3 separate regions of the Homo sapiens genome follow, and all the other regions are linked to region 1. Evidence: chromatin contacts called from ENCODE Hi-C or POLR2A ChIA-PET data. All regions are on one chromosome and are shown on one strand. The core of a region is the stretch at or near the end of the contact, and the rest is flanking DNA. Distances in the headings are between cores, read along the strand shown. Region 1 holds the start of BFAR (bifunctional apoptosis regulator). Region 2 holds the start of TNFRSF17 (TNF receptor superfamily member 17). Region 3 holds the start of TXNDC11 (thioredoxin domain containing 11).

Region 1 (2,893 bases), core at 107-2,606:
CCAGGCTGGATGTTGAGAAAACAGCAGCGACAAGAACAAACAAAACAACCCCATCAGCACGTGCAGTCCCTGCCGGCTCGGGGGTGTGTCCTGGGAAGAGAGTAAAGCTCTTTCCTATTGGCGATTTGGAGCATGACATCAAGACCACCCCCCTTGCAAAGGACCGACCAATGGGCTTCGGCGGGGAGGACCCAATGGCGACAGTTGAGGGCTTAACAGCGTCTAGGCTCTCACTCTGTTTTCCGCGGAAGCTGGGATGCTGCCTCCTGCCCCTCCAAAGGTCCCCGTTTAGACACAACCTGACTCTCATCTGTCGCCCCCTCCCGCCGGCTTTTTTAATAAAAGACAATTCTCGGCCGGGCGCGGTGGCTCACGCCTGTAATCTCCCCACTTTGGGAGGCCGAGGCGAGTGGGTCACTTGAGGCCAGGAGTTCGAGAACAGTCTGACCAACATGGTGAAACCCCGTCTCTACTAAAAATACAAAAATCAGCCGGGCGTGGTTACGCGGGCCCGTAATCCCAGCTACTCAGAAGGCTGAGGCAAGAGAATCGCTTGAACCTGGGAGGCGGAGGTTGCAGTGAGCCGAGATTGCTCCACCGCACTCCAGCCTGGGCGGCAGGGCAAGACTCCGTCTCTAAAAAGAAAAAAAAGAAAATTCTCTTTTGCCTAAGTTATTTCCGAGCCGCAAGTCGCAGAATCAGAAGAGCCGAGTTCTTGCCTGGCCCCAGTGTGACTTTGGGATTTCACTTTCTCCCTTCTGCGCTTCGGTCACCCTACTTTAAAGAATGGGCACAATCGCTCCGCCTTAGGCCAGGAACGTGCCTCGACAATTAGACCGTAAACTCAGCGTGGCGACTATCAGAAGCCTCATCAATTCTGGTCCGGCTGTTGCAGGGTGTGGCAAGCGCTCCTGGCGGGCAGGCGCCCCGTGGTTCCCCTCCAAGGTGTTTGGAAGCGACCCCTCCTCCTTCCCGCCCTAGGGAGCCCCAGGAGGGAGTGGCTCTGACCCTGACCCCCGAAAGGACGCAGGCGAGGCCCAGCGACCGGCTGTGCGGACGTGGGGCTCTCGGGAAGGGATAGCGCAGTTGGCCAAGCTGGGGTCCGAACCCCGCGGCCAGGAGTGGGGATGCTCAGGACTCGGGCCTGCGTGAGGAGAGGCCCCGCGCGCCTCCTACGACCCGGCTGGGGAGGCTCCGCAGAAGGGATTCCCGCTCCGTCTTCCACATCACTCCCCGATATCAAGCCCGAGTCGCCCCCTCAGCACCCCCCAGCCGTGTCGCGGCTTACCATTCCACTCGTCCCGGGCCAACCGGGCCATTATTCTCAGCACAGACCCCGCGGGAGCAGAGGAAGAGGGAGAGGCTTCGCTACCGGAAGTAACAAGACAGAGTGGGGGAAGCGTGCCCCGGCCCCGTGACCATAGAGGAGAGGCCGCTCTCCTTTCACAACCCCCCTCAACCCCGCGACCTCCCCGCTGCCTAGAGCGGCCACTCCCAGCCGGAGGAAGTGGGCGCATGCGTAATACCGCCGGTCCCGCCCCTTCCTCTTCACCCAGAGACCGAGTACCCGGGCTCGGCAGTCACAGCCCAAGGGGTGACGGGTGTGTGTCAGTTTCCGCTCCTCCTGGGCGGCTGTTCTTGTATCCGGAGGATACAAGCTTTGCCTAGAAATTAAAATATTACAAGGCCGCACCGTACTCTCTACAGTTATTTTTTGCCTTCACATTTTATGTAGAAAATCACAGGACTATACGTTCAATTTACGGTGTTAAGAATCGGAATTAAATGACTTTTATTTCTATTAAAATATTTTTTTTTTCGTAGAGATGGGGTCTCGCTGCGTTTTCCAGGCTGATCTTGAACATATGGCGTCAAGGGATCCTCCTGCCTCAGCCTTACAAAGTGCTGCGATTACAGGCGTGAGCCACCTCGTACAGCTTGAAATGGTTTTCTTATCACCACGTTTCGCCCCTTCCCAGCGTCTAGGTCACAGCGTCTAGAACTTATGCTGATTATTTGGTTTTGTTTTGTTGTTGTTGTTTGTTTTTGAGACAGAGTCTCACTCTCACCCGCCAGGCTGGCGTACAGTGGCACGATCTTGGCTCACTGCAACCTCCGCCTCCCGGGTTCAAGCGATTATCCCACCTCAGCCTCGTGAATAGTTGGGACTACGGGCGTGCACAACCACGCCTGGCTCATTTTAAAATTTCATTTTATTTTTATGGAGACAGGGTCTCGCTCTTTTCCCCAGGCTGGTCTGGAACTCCTGGGTTCAGGCGATTCTCCTGCCTCAGCCCCCGAAAACGCTGGGATTACAGGTGTGAGTCATGGCGCCAGGCCCCCATTAAACAGTTATTTATACAGATTTATTAATACGCTGCTTCCCAGTTCACATTCATTAGCACCACTGAGCCTCAATACAATCCCAGGAAATTGAGGTTTAGGAAGGTTTAATGCATTCCAGAACTAATAAGTGGCTGAGATAGATTTTGAAAATAGGTCTTCTAATCAACTTTCCTTTTGTTCGTTTGTTTGTTTTGGAGACGGAGTCTCGCTCTGTCGCCCAGGTTGGAGTGCAGTGGCACAATCTTGGCTCACTGCAACCTCCGCCTCCCGGGTTCAAGCAGTTCTCCTGCCTCAGCCTCCCGAGTAGCTGGGACTACAGGGGTGCGCCACCACGCCAGGCTAATTCTTTGTATTTTAGTAGAGATGGGGTTTCACCGTGTTGCCCAGGCTGGTCTCGAGCTCCTGGCCTCAAGCAATCCGCCTGCCTCGGCCTCCCAAAGTGCCAGGATCACAGGCGTGAGCCATCGCATCCGGCACTAACCAACTTTTCATAGTTGGCTTTTGTGAAAGACCAACCTGAATGTATTCATTCAACCCATGCTTATTG
Region 2 (3,161 bases), core at 253-2,752, 2.7 Mb after region 1:
TCTTGACAAATATGCTTTTCCTGACAGTAGCAGACCTGGCTAGGAGTTTCTGATAATGTGGCATTTAATCGATGTGCTAACTTTAGTCAAAGAGACTGATGTTTCCCAAGAAAGCCTTAGTACTTTCAATAGAGTAATTAACAGTGGAAGAATCCTGGAGAAGACTGACATTGTAGAAAATCTGCCAAGGTGTCAAAATCAGAATGAAGATGGCTCACCTCTACCAAGTTCATTTAATGTAACAATGTTCTAACACATTCGAAAGGGCTGTAACGAAGTGAAATAGTCAACGCTAAAAAAAGAAAAGGAACTGAAACTCACAATAGCCATCCCCTGGAAATAGATTTCAAAGATTCACCATCAAACCAACCTGTGTTTTTAAACTCGTCCTTTAATGGTTCAGAGTTTATCTTCCTTAGCAAAAACATTAGCACGAAAACTGCCAAAGAAATTATTAAGCTCAGTCCCAAACAGGTCCAGAGAATCGCATTCGTTCCTTTCACTGAATTGGTCACACCTTTATGAAAAGAACATCAGACAGATAATGAGCTGATAACATAATATTCACATACTTTATTGTTATTATTTATTTATTTATTTTGAGACAAAGTCTTGCTCTGTTGCCCAGGCTAGAGTGCAGTGGCGCGATCTCGGCTCACTGCAACCTCCACCTCCCAAGTTCAAACAATTCTCCTGCCTCAGCCTCCCGAGTAGCTGGGATTACAGACCTGTGCCACCATGCCCAGCTAATTTTTTGTATTTTTAGTAGAGACAGGGTTTCACCAGGTTGGCCAGGCTGGCCTCAAACTGCCGACCTCAGGTGATTCACCCACCTCGGCCTCCCAAAGTGCTGGGATTACAGGTGTGAGCCATCCACCGCACCCGGCTGTCATACTTGATTATTTTGCTAAAATAATGAATTATGGATTGTTTTGATAGCAAAATAATCAAGTATGGATTATTTCCATTCAATCACCTTAATTAATGAACATTGACTTTTAAATTCTAAATATCACTTAATTAGAAGAGCTGATTTTTAAAAAAAATCTATGTTGCTAATAGTGCTGAATCATATCAAGTTCAGTTCCAAATAATTACTTTGTTTCCATAAACATTAAAATCACTGCCTTGCTTCCTTTCTCTTTTTGATTCAAGAAAACTCACCATCATGCCCATTATGTTGATTCTCTGAATAAGCAGTCCATATAGACAGAATAGTTCACACCAATGAATAATCGTTCAAGCAATATTACTTACTTGCATTACAATAACGCTGACATGTTAGAGGAGGAGTATTAGAAGAACATCGAAGTTGACAAGGTATGCAAGCATGCAACAAACTGTCAAAATATTCATTTTGGGAGCACTGCCCAGCCATCTGCAACATGATCACAAAAAGAAAACAAGGGAGCTACAGAAAGAACAGCCTGGAAGGACAAGTAATATCTCTACAAGAATTCCAGAGCAAATGCAGCAAGAGCAGCTAGAATGTTGAGAACAATGAACTTCGCCTGCTTCGTGGGTTCTTACGGGGGCTGTCTGTGTCTTCGCGGCAGCTAAGGATTTGAATACCACATCTAATTCAAGTTTCTAAGTTTGAGTCTTGGATGGGGTAAGAGACAGGGTGTAAATATCAGGGCATATCACATCTGAAACAGAAACTGCTTATTTATAGAAGAAATTTCTCAGCCAGGTGACAGTTGCAAGATGCAGACAAGCCCACAGCATCAAGCCGAATGTTCAGTAACAGTTTCTGGAACATCTGTTAATAAGCTGTACTCTGTGAGAGGTGCCAGGGAGATAGACAAGACAAGGTCTGTGCTGTGCCCCTTAAGATCTTAACATTGAGGCCAGCTGCAGGGGTTCACACCTGTAATCCCAGGACTTTGGGAGTCAAAAGGCAAAAGGATTGCTTGAGCCCAGGAGTTCAAAATCAGCCTGGGCAACATGGCGAAACCCTGACTTTACAAAAACATTTTAAAAAGTAGTCTGGTGTAAGCTGGGCGCCGTGGCGCTCTCCTGTAATCCCAGCACTTTGGGAGGCCGAGGCAGGTGGATCACTTGAGGTCAGGAGTTCCAGAACAGCCTGGCCAACATGGTGAAACCCCGTCTCTACTAAAAATACAAAAATTAGTCAGGCATGGTGGCAGGCACCTATGATCCCAGCTACTCAGGAGGCTGAGGCAGGGAGACGTGCTTGAACCCAGGAGGCGGAGTTTGCAGTAAGCCAAGATCAGGCCACTGCGCTCCAGCCTGGGTGACAAAGCAAGACTCTATCTCAAAAAAAAAAAAAATTCTACAGGAAGATCAGAGGTGATGCACTAAGGAAGACGCACAATGCCACTGACAGAAAAAGAGACATTTAGGGTAAGAGCTCGTGGAAAGAGGGCTGAGAGGAAGATAGGTTTGGGGTATTATAATAATAATACAATAATCTATGTTCCATTGTTGAAAATTTAGAAATACAGATGAGCAGATAAAACCATTTTAAAAATCCACAGTCCAAGCATCCAGAAGTCATCACCGCTAACACCTGGTGTATCCCAGAAGTTGCAAACAGACCTGCCGATGCGATGTCTTTTGTTTCACCGATCCCTGAATTCTAGATAGATACATTTATATAGTGCATTTTTCTGTTTACATAAATGGATCACTTGAATTTGCCTTTTTTTTTTTTTTTGACAGAGTCTCACTCTGTCTCCCAGGCTGAGTGCAGTGACACAATCACAGCTCACTGCAGCCTCCACCTCCTGGGTTCAGGTGATCTGCCCACCTCAGCCTTCCAAGTAGCTGGGACTACAGACATGCGCCAGCACGCCTGGTAAGTTTTGTATTTTTTGTAGAGATGGGTTTTTGCCGTGTTGCCCAGGTTGCTCTCAAACACTTGGGGTCAAGTGATCCACCCACCTCGGCCTCCCAAAGCGCTGGGATTACAGGTGTGAGCCACTAAGCCCAGCTTGAATTTGCTTTTAACCATACTGAGTGAAATACCCATATAGAGACGTCCAGATGTTTGTCAAAAATGCAGGACTCAATTAAAATTTGAGGAAATGGCAAACTCCTAATTCAGTATAGTGATTATCTCTGAGGTAAGTGGTGGGGAAGAAGGGGAGCACAAAAAAGGCTTCACCTGTGTTTATTATATTTTCTTTATTAAGCTG
Region 3 (2,998 bases), core at 82-2,581, 2.9 Mb after region 1:
CTCATGCTTTTACATAATCCTAACGCTTTGGGAGGTCGAAGGGGGAAGATCGCTTGAGCCCAGGAGTTCAAGACCAGCCTAGGCAACATGGAGAGACCTTGTCTCCACAAAAAAAAAAAATTAGCTGGGCGTAGTCGCACACATCTGTGTTGCCTACTACTTGGGAGGCTGACGGGGGTGGATCGCTTGAGCTGGGGTTGTCAAGGCTTCAGTGTGCTATGATTGCGCCATTGCACTCCAGCCTGGGTGACACAAGACCCTGTATCAAAAAACAACCAAAAAAAAAAAAAAAGTGACATATAGAAAAGAAATAGCAAAATGGTCGGTGTACATGAACTCACAACATGTTGGGCCTGGGTGGTTGACACATTAAATGTCTGGCCAATTGAGCAAGACAGCCATTGATTGCCCCATTCTACATCCACAGAAGCAGAACCAGACAGGAAGTGATGAGATTTGCACGTGGGTCACATAGCTGACCTGTGGCAGAGGTGGCGTCTCAGCTACTGGCCGTTAGCTGTGCCTTCTGTTTGTGGCATAACACCATATTGCCTTAATGCCCTCGAAGTTTTATTTGTCTAGTTTGTTGTTATTGACATTGGAGGACAAGTCCTTTTTTTTTTTTTGAGACAAGAGTCTCTCTCTCTCTCTCCCCCAGACGGGAGTGCAGTGGCGCCATCTCCACTCACTGCAACCTCCGCCTCCAGGGTTCAAGCAATTCTCTGCCTCAGCCTCCCAAGCAGCTAGGATTACAGGCGCCCGCCACCACGCCCGGCTAATATATTTGTATTTTTAGTAGAGACGAGGTTTCACCATGTTGGCCAGGCTGGTCTTGAACGCCTGGTCTCATGTAATCTGCCCGCCTTGGCCTCCCAACGTGCTGGGATTACAGGCTTGAGCCACCGCGCCCGGCCGTGTTTTTTTTTTCTTCAGTTAAGTTGGGATAAAAAACGGCACCTACGTGCTTCGGGGCCTGTAGTGAGAATGGTGGACACGATTATTGTCGTTACGGCTCCTAAAACCCAGCGCGGCGAGAGCAGACTACAGCGGTGTCAAGGTTCCAAGTATTCCCCGCGGGCCTTATCCCAAGGGAGCAGCTTCTCCACGCCCCGCGACGGCGCCTGCGCAGACTCCGTGAGCGGGGTCGTGACCGGTGGGGCCAAGACTGGGCTGCGGGCGGGGAAGGCTTCCGTGCATTTACGTAGGGTGCAGGGCGTGGCCCGTTGGGGGCGGGGATTTGGGCGGTGTCGGTGCCCGCCCGGACTCCGTGAGCGGTGGGCGGAGCTGCGTGCTCTGGGGTGTGAGGTGGGGCGGACCCCGCGGCGGCGGCGCGGCTGACGTGGAGCGTCCGGGTTAGCGGGTGCGGCGAGCTGCGGGATTGGGGAGCAACGGGCCGGGCCGGGCCTTCGGGCCCGAGGCGGCGGCGGCGGTATAAAGCCGGCGACTGGGAGCATGTAATGTCGGAATGCGGAGGCCGCGGCGGCGGCAGCAGCAGCAGCGAGGACGCCGAGGACGAGGGAGGGGGCGGCGGCGGCCCCGCGGGCTCAGACTGCCTCAGCTCGAGCCCGACCCTGGCCACAGCGTCCTCGGCGGGCCGGCTCCGTCGCGGGCTGCGTGGCGCCTTCCTCATGGCGCGCCAGCGGCCGGAGCTGCTCTGCGGGGCCGTGGCGCTCGGCTGCGCGCTGCTCCTCGCCCTCAAGTTCACCTGCAGGTGAGGCGGCCCGGACCCTGGGGCCCCGCTAGGGCGCTCCCCTTGCTCTGCCGCCTGGAGCCTGCAGGGCCGGGTCGCAGCGGCCTCAGCCGGGGAAGTCGGGCCTGACCTTGCCCAGGACGGCTGACCCCTCCCGGAACCTGCGGCCACGGCTTCCCACCTTCTCCTCGCCCCGGCCCGCCCGCGGACATTATGGCGAGGCTTCCGGGTGGAGCCCTGCGCCCTATCGTCCCGCTTTAGTGCCGAGGGAGGCGGGTCGGGGGTGCTCCTCACCTGTTGGAGTCACTAGGGGTGGACCTGTCACTTCGGCCCGGGCTGTAGGACCCTCATTTCTCACCGATTTCATTCCCCTTAAGCTTCAGGTGTAGTGATCCACAACCTTGCGAGAGTTCCAGACCCCTTTTAGAATTCCCGCACTCATTGATCTAACGATTATTTTTATTTTGAGACGGAGTCACGCATTGTGTCCCAGGCAGGAGTGCAGTGGCGCGATCTCGGCTCACTGAAACCTCCGCCTCCCGGGTTCAAGGGGTTCTTCTGCCTCAGCTCCTGAGTAGCTCGGATTACAGGCGCGCGCCACCACGCCTGGCTAATTTTTGTATTTTTAGTAGAGACAGAGTTTCACCACGTTGGCCAGGCTGGTCTCGAACTCCTGACCTCACGTGATCCACCCGTCTCGGCCTCCCAAAGTGCTGGGATTACAGGCGAGAGCCCCGCACCCGGCCTGATCTAACGATTATTTATCTGCACCTACTATGTGCCGGACGCTCGTCCGGGTGAACTTTTTGCTCCCTTGAGTGGATGGGACAGTGAACAAGTAAATATAATTTTTTAAAGCTTCAGTGCTATGCAGGGCATAGAAACGATGGCGGTGGGGAAAGACTTCCTAAGGAAGTGACATTTGAAGCTTATACAAAAAGGAGAAGGGACCAGCGCTGGGAAGATCCCGGGGGAGCGTGTCCACGGTAGAGCGAACAGCAAATGCAGAGTTTCTGAGGCTGGGCAAGCTTGGTGTTTCCCTGGAATTGATAAAAAGGCCTGACAGTAGGCTGGGGTGTAGGGGGTAGGAACATGAAAGTTCATGTGTGTCTTTTCAGGAATGTACACACATACAAAATTTGCTGTATATTTCAGGTGTACTTCTGGTCTCCCAAATCCACAGTGGGTCTTTTGGGATTCCAGTTTATAAGATCTGTATTGCTACTATGATATCTGTGATTTCACCTCGGAACATTTTTGAGTTTATTTAGCACGATATGTGGCCAGTTGTCAAAGAGGTGTCAAAAG

Evidence for each region. A loop is a pair of places that touch in the nucleus more often than their neighbours do. ChIA-PET counts read pairs that join two places held with the same protein, here RNA polymerase II (POLR2A). Pooled maps may share reads with other maps.
Region 2: a map with no recorded cell type shows a loop between it and region 1 (8-fold over the local background). The contact joins the promoter of TNFRSF17 here to the promoter of BFAR in region 1. A Hi-C loop is called at or near these places in 1 of 168 maps with a recorded cell type or tissue (ascending aorta), 2 of 37 single-sample maps with no recorded cell type and 7 of 50 pooled maps.
Region 3: a loop to region 1 is called in a pooled map, with 13 times the contacts of the local background. The contact joins the promoter of TXNDC11 here to the promoter of BFAR in region 1. A Hi-C loop is called at or near these places in 1 of 37 single-sample maps with no recorded cell type and 10 of 50 pooled maps. POLR2A ChIA-PET finds 5 or more read pairs at or near these places in 1 of 52 experiments (AG04449).

Annotation. Positions count from the first base shown.
Region 1 is chr16:14,631,414-14,634,306 of GRCh38, reverse strand. It overlaps BFAR (bifunctional apoptosis regulator), which reads right to left and starts at 1,356. Exons shown (of 8, transcript NM_016561.3): 1 at 1,289-1,356. RefSeq lists enhancers at 774-1,343, 1,344-1,911.
Region 2 is chr16:11,963,551-11,966,711 of GRCh38, reverse strand. TNFRSF17 (TNF receptor superfamily member 17) reads right to left here and starts at 1,502. Exons shown (of 3, transcript NM_001192.3): 1 at 1,258-1,502; 2 at 371-517. The coding sequence starts at 1,387. It also overlaps a transcript of NPIPB2 not described here. RefSeq lists enhancers at 1,275-1,714, 1,835-1,954.
Region 3 is chr16:11,741,190-11,744,187 of GRCh38, reverse strand. TXNDC11 (thioredoxin domain containing 11) reads left to right here and starts at 1,331. Exons shown (of 12, transcript NM_015914.7): 1 at 1,331-1,711. The coding sequence starts at 1,458. It overlaps TXNDC11-AS1 (TXNDC11 antisense RNA 1), which reads right to left and starts at 1,174. Exons shown (of 1, transcript NR_186412.1): 1 at 1-1,174. RefSeq lists silencers at 829-1,351, 1,214-1,883.